3 separate regions of the Homo sapiens genome follow, and all the other regions are linked to region 1. The links are chromatin contacts, found by Hi-C or POLR2A ChIA-PET in ENCODE. All regions are on one chromosome and are shown on one strand. Each heading gives the region's core, a stretch centred on a gene start or an enhancer-like site at or near the end of the contact. The rest is flanking DNA. Distances are from core to core; before and after follow the strand shown. Region 1 overlaps MIR3681HG (MIR3681 host gene). Region 2 overlaps MIR3681HG (MIR3681 host gene). Region 3 overlaps MIR3681HG (MIR3681 host gene).

Region 1 (3,281 bases), core at 453-2,952:
ATGCATTGAGATGGATACATTAAATATGTATAGCTTTTTATAAGGCAATCATACCTTAATAAGAGATTTTTAAAAGGAAAAACTTTAGTGAGAGAAAAACATTCATGTGAGTGCAGGGTCTGGAAAGGCCCTTTCATGGATGTGGAGAGCGTGCAGGACAAGGGTGCTCTGCTTGGTTGACAGGTGCCGGACTGGCCTGGCCAGGATAGAGAGGCAGAGTCCAGGTTTCTTGGAGAGACTTCACAGACCAGAGCTGGTTCTGTCAGATGTGAGTCCTTGTCAGGAAAGGAGCAGGCTCCTCCCTAAGCTCTGCATAGCAGCCCCTCTGTAGGCCCCAAGTGGTAGTACCCCCCACCATGCTGGCACCTCTGTCTCCTGAGAGCCCCTTCTGTGGTCAGGAGCTGCCTACCAGACCCCAGGCAGCAAACTCAGGACGAGGAGAAAGTTCTCTTCTCAGCATGTTACTACCAGGAATGGAGCTTTCTAAAGAATGTGTCTTTGTCCAGTCTATCATTGTTGGACATTTGGGTTGGTTCCAAGTCTTTGCTATTGTGAATAATGCCGCAATAAACATACGTGTGCATGTGTCTTTATAGCAGCATGATTTCTAGTCCTTTGGGTATATACCCAGTAATGGGATGGCTGGGTCAAATGGTATTTCCAGTTCTAGATCCCTGAGGAATCGCCACACTGACTTCCACAATGGTTGAACCAGGTTACAGTCCCACCAACAGTGTAAAAGTGTTCCTATTTCTCCACATCCTCTCCAGCACCTGTTGTTTCCTGACTTTTTAATGATTGCCATTCTAACTGGTGTGAGATGATATCTCATAGTGGTTTTGATTTGCATTTCTCTGATGGCCAGTGATGATGAGCATTTTTTCATGTGTTTTTTGGCTGCATAAATGTCTTCTTTTGAGAAGTGTCTGTTCATGTCCTTCACCCACTTTTTGATGGGGTTGTTTGTTTTTTTCTTGTAAATTTGTTTGAGTTCATTGTAGATTCTGGATATTAGCCCTTTGTCAGATGAGTAGGTTGCGAAAATTTTCTCCCATGTTGTAGGTTGCCTGTTCACTCTGATGGTAGTTTCTTTTGCTGTGCAGAAGCTCTTTAGTTTAATTAGATCCCATTTGTCAGAAAATGTGGCACATATACACCATGGAATACTATGCAGCCATAAAAAATGATGAGTTCATGTCCTTTGTAGGGACATGGATGAAATTGGAAATCATCATTCTCAGTAAACTATCGCAAGAACAAAAAACCAAACACCGCATATTCTCACTCATAGGTGGGAATTGAACAATGAGATCACATGGACACATGAAGGGGAATATCACACTCTGGGGACTGTGGTGGGGTGGGGGGAGCGGGGAGGGATAGCATTGGGAGATATACCTAATGCTAGATGACGAGTTAGTGGGTGCAGCGCACCAGCATGGCACATGTCTACATATGTAACTAACCTGCACAATGTGCACATGTACCCTAAAACTTAAAGTATAATAAAAAAAAAAAAAAAGAAAGAAAAAAAAAAAAAAGAATGTGTCTTTGGATGGCCTTCTGGGGAAACCGGAATGTGGTGGGATGCCAGTTAGAAGAAGACAAGAGCTCCTAGCCCTAAGACGCCTTGTATGGGGCCGCCTTGCGAGGGTGGAACCCGCCCTTGTAGCCCGGGGAGAACAGGCTCTTTGAGGCCTCTGCTTCCTCCCTTGCCCAGTGCTATGCTGTAATCAGGAGATGAGTGTGCTCCCCTTTCAAGCTTCTGATGAGTAACAGGACCAAGGCAACACGGGAAGTCAGGGTGGGGATGGGAGGTACTTTGGCTTTCCTCGCCAATGCCTGGGACCTTTCCTCTCTGAGGGGTTTGGCTGATAGGCTCTTCACTCCACGCTTGGCCTCCTTCCCTGTCACACCAGGTGGCTTTCAGAAAACACATTCCACATCATTCTTATCTCTTGTGTGAGTCGGGCTGCCTCCTCCTCTGCACTCCCCAATAGTTCTAGTGTTGGCTCAGAGGCTCTGCTCCCTTCTCCCTGTAGGGACAGCTCACCCATGCACTGAGAGGGAGAGGGACTAAATGTTTATGAGTATCTTTCTGTGTTGGGCACAGAGCTACAGTCTCTCTCATGTGCGTCTTCTTAAATCACATCAATACTGAACAGTGGTGGGTTTAATTTATGTATTTATTTTTTTACAAATAAAGAGGCAGAGACTTGTTGAGGTCACATAATTTGTGCAAGGTGATCCAGTAAGACTCAGATTGTCTGGCTGCTGAACCAGCACCTTTTCTTCCATAAAGTGGGACTTTATTCTTGAGGTCACAAGGCCTTTCCTGGAGAGAAACTGAGGCGTGTAAGAGGAGGAGAAAACATATCTGAAGAAAATGTCAACTGCTCTGAGAGAAGATTCTTTCAGCTGAAGCCATTAGTTCATTCAGATCATATGTACAGAGAGTCTCCTAGCACTGGCCAGGCTGCTGCCCTCATCCACCAAACCTCCCCACTTGACAGGCTCAGCCTTCAAGGAGTACTTGAAAGTGAATTCTTCTGTGTTGTCTTCCCTGACACTGCCCCAAATTGAGGCAAAGTCATGGCTTCCTCCTCTCAGCTCCCAAAACAAGTTGCATACACTTTGCACTATGGTTTTTAATGTTAATTTAACTATGTTCTGTCTTCTAAAAATGAGAGACAAAAGGTGGGAGAAAGAGAGAGAGTGTGCGTTAATGTTATGTGTCAATATGATTAGGTAACACAGTACCCAGATATTATTTGGTTAAATATCATTCTGGGTGTGTCTGTGAGGGTGTTTCTGGATGAGATGAATTCATAGACTGAGTAAAGCACAATGCCCTTCTTCATATGAGTGGGTCTCATACAATCAACTGAAGGCCTGGATAGAACATGAAAGGGGAATAAGAAAGATCACCTCCCTCTGCCTGACTCCGAGTTGCCACATTGGTCTTCTGCCTTTGGACTCAGGCTCAGACTGGAACTTATATCGTTAGCTTGTCTGGTTCTCTGGCATTTGGACTCAGACTAAAATTATACCATTGGCTTTCCTGGGTCCAGAGAGATCGATCCATTAATATATAAGTATATAGGATACTATTACTAATAGGATATATATTTTACATATATACACACACATATATATATAGTATGTATATCTATTAGTATATAGAATACTATTACTAATGGATAAAAATTAGAAATAAAAGATATATTTTTATATATTTATGGATATATATTATAATGGATCCATTACAATATTTATAATAT
Region 2 (3,514 bases), core at 167-2,666, 37 kb before region 1:
CTTGCTCTGAAGAGAGGCCTAGGAGTGGCTACTTTAAGCCGGAAGTGCACAGGCTTTGCAGTCGGGCAAAGGAGGATGCGCAGTGGCATTTAAGGACCGATAACTAGGAGTTGGAAGGGTATCAGGCCATCCCAGGGGATGTTACAATGGAGAGAGGTAAACATAAAAGCCACATGCGTGGCTTTTTACCCAAGCATGGCACTAATTAAGAACATGGAACACAAAAACAATCTCTGGAATTTTACAGGTTTCAGGAGTGTAAGTCCCCAATTGATGAGATTAAGTTTCTACCATGTAGCAAAACAGAGGTTTGAAATGAATATTGCCCATGTACAGAAAATACAATTACATTCTTGCAAAATTGATTTTTTGCAGGCTGAGATTAATATCTGCTCCAAAACTTAATATTGTAGAGTAAATGGTGACACATCATTAGTACTTAGATTACATATATTAACATATTAATATAGATGAGTATCATAAAATAACATACTTATATATAATGGTAAATAAGAAAAATATAAAGCTGAGTGACGATGTAGAATAAACCACTGGTTCTGTGGGCAAACAAAACTGTATTTGAATCCCAGATTCATGACTTGACCCGGGAACTTCAGGCAGGTACTAATATTTTCTTAGGTAGTGGTTGCATTTTAATCTGTAAAATGGAGACAATCTTTTGACCTTGGAGGAATTTTGTCAGAAATAAATTTGATTAAAAATCTAAATCATTGAGTCCAGTTTCTGACCAAATAGTGCTCAGCAGATGGTGTTTCCTGGATTCTGTCCCAGTGTGTAAAATATGTATGAATGAGGAGGACGCCTGGAAGGAAATAAATAAAACCGAAAACACATTTGTTGGGGTGATGAAATGATGCATGATTAATTTTTCACTTTTCAAAAATTTCTGCAATGTTGCATCATTCTTTTAACAATAATATATATACTATATATATACATACATATATATATACTATATATACACATACATATATACTATATATATACATATATACTATATATACACATACATATATGTACGTGTGTGTGTATATATATATTATATAATATATAATATATATAATATATTATATAATATATAATATATTATATATTATATAATATATATAATATAATATATATATATTATATATATAATATATAATATATATAATATATATAATATATATAATATATATATAATATATATATAATATATAATATATATAATATATATTATATATAATATATATATCTGAGAAAGCTTTTCACCAAGCTCTACAGTCCACAAAGTAAACAGAGGAATGTGTCAGATAAATTTGGCTTCTCTCTCTGACCCTGCTGCCTTACACAGAGAGGGGCGGAGCAACGGGGGAGCCCAAGCACTTCCTTTTTGGTTAATCAGCCTGACCCACTGATTGCGACACTCCAGAGCCTCATGCTTTTCTCAGCCTTTAAGTATCTTTCTGAATTGCTGTCCAAGGGCAAATTTTTCCTGTCAAACAGACCTGCAAGGTTGCTAGGCACATACAAGGAAAAAGAGATTCTGGTTACTCAATACTTGTTTTGCAAAGTCTGTTTAAAAAAAATTGCATCATATCTCATTTGATGATTGTGCAATGCAGGGTGGATACCTAAACTGAAAGTTAAGTAAGACTGAGCTGTCGGCACCTTTGCAATTGAGACATCCATTTATACGCCAGTGGAAAATATTCAGTTGTTATTAGTTTTAAGTAAAAAAAAGGGGGATAAAGCCAATGAAAATAGACCCCAATGCTCCCTGCACAGATAAAATACACACAGAAAATTTCCTATCCTGTTTCTTCTCAGGTATTTGGTACATTATGCTCCTGTGATGAATATAAATAGGATTAGTCTTTGGATCCTGCCAATTCACCTGGGGTTGTCTTTTAGTACAAAGAGTACCGATTAGGGAATTGCCCAATCTGGATGCAAATCCTGATGACTGGCAAATGACTTAATCTCGCTGAGTGGGATTTTCTTCCTCTTTATGATGAGGATGGTAATAGGAAGTCAGAAATTAGTGGAGAATAACTGTAAAGGACTGAGGCTATAGCCTGGCATGCATAGGGGATCAATACATATTAGTTCCCTTCCAACTCTTAATTTTCCTCATCTTAAACTGCTCGCCGTAATGGGTCCTGTTTCATGCTCACTTATCAAACATCATTCCGCCCCAGGACCTACATTAATACTTGGGGTGGGGTCAACAGATACAGGGAAGAGTCAGCCATGGGCACTGCCCTTCACATGCTCACAGTTTATTGGTAGAAGAGGCACATCTGTGAGTGGATTCTGGAAATAGCAGATGGCAGGGCATCATAAGGGAGAAGTTTATGGAGCCTGGGGAGGCAGGTATGGAGGGAGATTGAAGAAGGAGAAATACTTCTACACTCAGAGGTGCCAGAAATCACTGTGCAAGAGCTGGGCTTCCATCTAATGGTGTACTATAAGCAAAGCACAGTCCTAGGGAATTTGAGCTGTGTCCCTAAAAACAAAACCATCAGCTCATAGTCTGTTTACACAGTTGCTTCTCTAGTTGGTGTTTCTCTAACTTTGGGGCATCATTCACCCTCTGCAAATGTCCGTTTCCTCAACCTCCAAACATGGTCAACATTCCATGCTTCTTGAGTATGTGTTCTGAGGGAAGAGTTGGCAGTGCAAGAGAATGGGACAGGATGGGGAAAGGGAATTAGTGTTCAGTGATATAATTGACATGAAATTGGTTAAATATAAAATCTTGGGAAAACGTGAGACATTATTATGGTGCATAATTACATGCTTAATACAAGAGATGTGGGTTTTGAATCAGACAAAGGACTCAATGTTTTGCACAGATTCAACACTGGTACTTTGAGTAAACTGGATACTTCTTTGTTGATCTAAAGGGAAGAAACAGACAATCCCCAGTCGAGAGTTTCCACAAGCAGTTGAAGTGCATTGCTCAGCCGCAGCTCATTCCCTCACCCAGCACATGCTCTGTTACACTTTCTACTGTCTTTGGCACAGAAAGTGCACACACATATTCTCAAAGGGAAAATGCCATGCAAATGACACATTTTTCACAAGATGTGGAATTTCTTGTGTCTGTGATAGGCCTGAAGGCTCAGAGATAGGTACGATTTTTAAAATTGTTGTCATAGAACAAATAAACTTGAACTGAAGCCTCTATCCAAACACACCTGACACCTAGAAATTGGGAACCTTTGGCATCAGTCCAGCAATAGCAGTTTTTTGGGTGCTTGACGGCACTTTAAACTCAAAGTTAATTTAGCAAGTGTGTTTCCAGAAATGACAGAAAAGGACTGTCATAGGACTTTGAAATTTTAACCTGCAAATTTCAGATACGGTTGTTAATAGAAAAATTCTTATAAAAGTAGCATAATAATCCTTTTAGGGCTTAAATTTTTTTATTCAAAATATCAAATGATATTATTTATAGATAACATTAACTCAGTCATTCACAAATACTAGAGATATTTGTTTATTTTTC
Region 3 (3,535 bases), core at 902-3,401, 62 kb before region 1:
ACTGAGCCAGTCCTGACCCAGTTCGAAAATATATCAGGCCCATGATAGCACTCAATTCTAACTTTCCATGTGATTTAGACAAATCACCAGACTTCTCTGTGTGCTTCCTTATACTTCAAGTACCAATTCCAATACTTGCTTTATAGCAGAGGGAGGCAGTGAGCATCAAAATAGGTTTTAAAAACAACAGTGATAACAACAGCAGCAAAACATTAGGCACAGGCACATTGTTTTTACTGATGAACTATGGGCTGCCTGTCACACATTGGCAATGGGGAGCTGAATGCTAACCAACCATCCCTGCCCCCAAGGAGTTCATAGCCTCAGGAAAAAAGAATAACAAAAACCAGCCACGTGAACAATGAGCTCTGCAAAAAGTCTATATGTTTATAATACTTGCAACTAAAAGTCATTTCATTCCACAGCCTCTTTTGAATTTATTTTTATAACAACCCTGCTGGGTACATGCTATGAATATTCCTCTTCCAACAGAGGAAACTAAGTCCTAGCAAAATGGAATCATGAATAAGAGCAGAGTCAGGATTTGAACGGAGGGGATTTTGCTGTTGCTTTTTGTTTGTTTTTGTTTTGTTTTGTTCCTAAAGCCTTTCATTGCTTTTGATCACTTTTCAGCCCAGAGTCACAGATGGCTGTGCTTTTCCATCCGGGCCACTTAATCTGATGGTAATGCACCATTTCTAAGAAGAGTTCTCTACTATTTCCCATGATATTTCCTTCCAAGTTGTTGACACCATTCTGCAGATTTTGATGCTGGTGGTAAATTCTCTAATGAAGACTATTTGCTTCATTGATGTCAAATTACTGCCTTACTGCTCTTATTTTTTGCCTTTTTGTGCACACAAATAGATTTTTGTTTTAATATGGAATCATAAAATCATCTCTTCAAATATATTTTAAACGCAGTTAAACTCAGTATGTGTAATACTAATCATATAACCTAATGAACTAAAGTGGTGATAATGTGTACAACTCTGAGCCCACATGTGACCCCAGTAGCAACTACATCGCAATTGCCACCACCTGGCTAGCAGCAATTTTAAGATGCATTCTGATACAAAAGATGCTAAAATCTGAAAAGTACATGATTTAGAATACACAAAACACAGTATAGTTTTTTCTTTTCCTTTTAGTAAGAACTCTGGATTTTTTTTTTTGGCTAGCCTGTAAGATCCTTTGAAAAACTGGGTCTCACATATGCATACTTGGCATCTAGGATGCAAAAGAAAAATACGGGAAGCGGGAAGCTACAGTGTGCCAGAAATAGGTTATCCATTGCCACATGTGTTGTTTAGTTGGCTTATTACAATAGCCCAAGGGTAGCCTGCACTTTCCCCACTTTACAGAGTGTTTTTTAAAAGTATACTGGGTACACCTTACATAGCTTAAGACACATAAGAGGCATTCAATAAATGTGTGCTGGTGAAATGAAAGAATATGTAGAGATTAAATAACTTGGTCATGTTCAGGCAGTTAGTTGACATTGAATCAGAAAATTGACTCTTGACTGGTCTGACTCAAAGGCCCATTCTTTGGCAATTGCTAGTCTGGCTCCAAGCGGGTGACTACGAGGTCTGGCAACTAATGGGAGACAAAAATATTTACTGTGTCAGTTAGAAGGAAGAAGGAAGGAAGGAAGAAAGAGAAGAAGAAAGGAAAAAGGAAGGAGAAGAAGGAGGAAGGAGGAAAGGGAGGAAGAAAGGAAGGAGGAGAGGGAGGGAAGGACAGAAGGAAGATCGAAGGAAGAGGTGAAAAAAAGAAAAAAGAAAGGATGAGAGAAAGATAATAAGAAGCAAGAAAAAACAGAAGTAAAAACTGAGAAAAGGGAAGGGAAAAGGGAACGAAAAGACAGGCAAAATGGAAAAAGAGGAAAATGAAAGAAAAGGAAGAAAGCAGGGAAGAAAGCTGTCAGTAATGGCTAAACATTAAGAAACTGGATTAGAAAGATAGTGTTTTTGCAAAGCCAATGTTGGCTTTCCTCCAGATTTCACTAGTTTTACAGTTATTCTAGAAAGTTCTCTAAACATCAAATTTTGAAGGAAGGAACCAACACTGCAACTGCTACTTGTTTTCAGGTTCTTGACCAACAGAGGCTTAATGAGTAATGTATTTGCTCAAAGTGAACTGAGGAAAGCAGTACTTAAGAACGCCTCTCACTGGTCAGCTAAGTGAGACAGTAAACCACCCAGGACGTTATATATCCTGTGCATATGTTTAAACCGGTGACTTGGGAAGAAACTGAAAGTTACTTTGTATAGTGAAACTTCCAGGCATAGTTTACTCAGTCTACTCAATACTGAGATCTAAGCCTAACTCCACAGCACCCGTGGGAGTGCTCTTTAAAGAGGAAGATGAGCTTTGAGCACTTTTTTTTTTTTTTTTTTTTTTTGAGACAGAGTCTCGCTTTCGCCCAGGCTGGAGTGCTGTGGCACTATCTCGGCTCACTGCAAGCTCCGCCTCCCAGGTTCATGCCATTCTCCTGCATCAGCCTCCCGAGTAGCTGGGACTACAGGCACCCGCCACCATGCCTGGCTAATTTTTTTTTTTTTTTTTTTGTATTTTTTACTAGAGACGGGGTTTCACCATGTTAGCCAGGATGGTCTCGATCTCCTGACTTTGTGATCCGCCCCCCTCAGCCTCCCAAAGTGCTGGGATTACAGGGGTGAGCCACTGCACCCGGCCAACTTTGGGCATTTTAACCACAGTTCAGCATAATGAGAGAGATGGTGGCTGTTATCATAGGCAGAGATTTTCTTTCTCCTTCATTTCCATTACTCAATTAATTCTTGCTTTTGTTCTGTGTTTGTTAAAGTTGCCATTAAGGTCAGAAAAATTCTTTATATAGAAAACAAAACAACAACAAACACCAGTGTGGTACTGGAGGAGTACTGGAATAGGAGCCAGGAGGTCTTGGTTCTAATCTTGCCTTTGCTACAGGTTTGCCACCTGACCTTGGACAAACTGCTTTATCCCTCTGGGTCTCCTCACAATCAAAATCCATGAATATTTAAGCTGTGACACATTTGGAGACGCACTGCTGAACACATAATATTATTATGCAGCCCAGTGTCTCAGAGTTGCCATCCATAGTCAAGGAGAGCTTTCTATACTTTCAGAAATAGCATCTCGTTTTTAGATAAGAAGTTTTAATTGAACTATAAAGGAGTAATATGCATTTCTTTTCTTTCTCCATTTTTCCTTTTTTCTGAGGCAGGGTCTCGCTCTGTCACCCAGGCTGGAGTGCAGTGACAGGATCACAACTTACTGCAGCCTCGATTTCCTAGGCTCAAGTGATCCTGCAACCTCAGACTCCCAAGTGGCTGGGACTACAGGTGCGCACCACCACTCCCAGCATTTTTTTTTTTTTTGGTAGAGATAGGGTCTCACTATTTTGCCAGGCTGGTCTAGACCACCTAGGCTCAATCAGGTATCCTGCCTTGACCTCCCAAAGTACTGGGATTACAGGTATGAGCCAGGGTGCCCAGTAGTAACACCCATTTCTGATAGAAACTTTGGA

What was found. A loop is a pair of places that touch in the nucleus more often than their neighbours do. ChIA-PET counts read pairs that join two places held with the same protein, here RNA polymerase II (POLR2A). Pooled maps may share reads with other maps.
Region 2: a loop to region 1 is called in a map of PC-9, with 5 times the contacts of the local background. The contact joins two enhancer-like sites. A Hi-C loop is called at or near these places in 13 of 168 maps with a recorded cell type or tissue (CD14-positive monocyte, CD4-positive, alpha-beta T cell, CD4-positive, alpha-beta memory T cell and 9 more), 2 of 37 single-sample maps with no recorded cell type and 19 of 50 pooled maps. POLR2A ChIA-PET finds 5 or more read pairs at or near these places in 14 of 52 experiments (AG04449, CD4-positive, alpha-beta T cell, CD4-positive, alpha-beta memory T cell and 9 more).
Region 3: a loop to region 1 is called in a map of endothelial cell of hepatic sinusoid, with 7 times the contacts of the local background. The contact joins two enhancer-like sites. A Hi-C loop is called at or near these places in 4 of 168 maps with a recorded cell type or tissue (K562, Right ventricle myocardium inferior, endothelial cell of hepatic sinusoid and 1 more), 17 of 37 single-sample maps with no recorded cell type and 13 of 50 pooled maps. POLR2A ChIA-PET finds 5 or more read pairs at or near these places in 7 of 52 experiments (AG04450, CD4-positive, alpha-beta T cell, CD4-positive, alpha-beta memory T cell and 3 more).

Annotation. Positions count from the first base shown.
Region 1 is chr2:12,491,414-12,494,694 of GRCh38, forward strand. The region is part of intron 4 of MIR3681HG (MIR3681 host gene); the gene reads left to right. Among named protein-coding and RNA genes, the nearest start is that of TRIB2, 220 kb to the right of the region's middle. Within about 2 kb of position 1,703, at least 7 of the 41 ENCODE cell types and tissues checked have a DNase peak (open chromatin) inside an H3K27ac peak, as active enhancers do; they include CD14-positive monocyte and CD4-positive, alpha-beta T cell, where a contact is called at or near this core.
Region 2 is chr2:12,455,020-12,458,533 of GRCh38, forward strand. The region is part of intron 4 of MIR3681HG (MIR3681 host gene); the gene reads left to right. The region is part of intron 1 of LOC105373431 (a long non-coding RNA gene); the gene reads right to left. Among named protein-coding and RNA genes, the nearest start is that of MIR3681, 260 kb to the left of the region's middle. Within about 2 kb of position 1,417, at least 27 of the 41 ENCODE cell types and tissues checked have a DNase peak (open chromatin) inside an H3K27ac peak, as active enhancers do; they include CD14-positive monocyte, where a contact is called at or near this core.
Region 3 is chr2:12,428,725-12,432,259 of GRCh38, forward strand. The region is part of intron 4 of MIR3681HG (MIR3681 host gene); the gene reads left to right. Among named protein-coding and RNA genes, the nearest start is that of MIR3681, 230 kb to the left of the region's middle. Within about 2 kb of position 2,152, at least 7 of the 41 ENCODE cell types and tissues checked have a DNase peak (open chromatin) inside an H3K27ac peak, as active enhancers do; they include CD4-positive, alpha-beta T cell, where a contact is called at or near this core.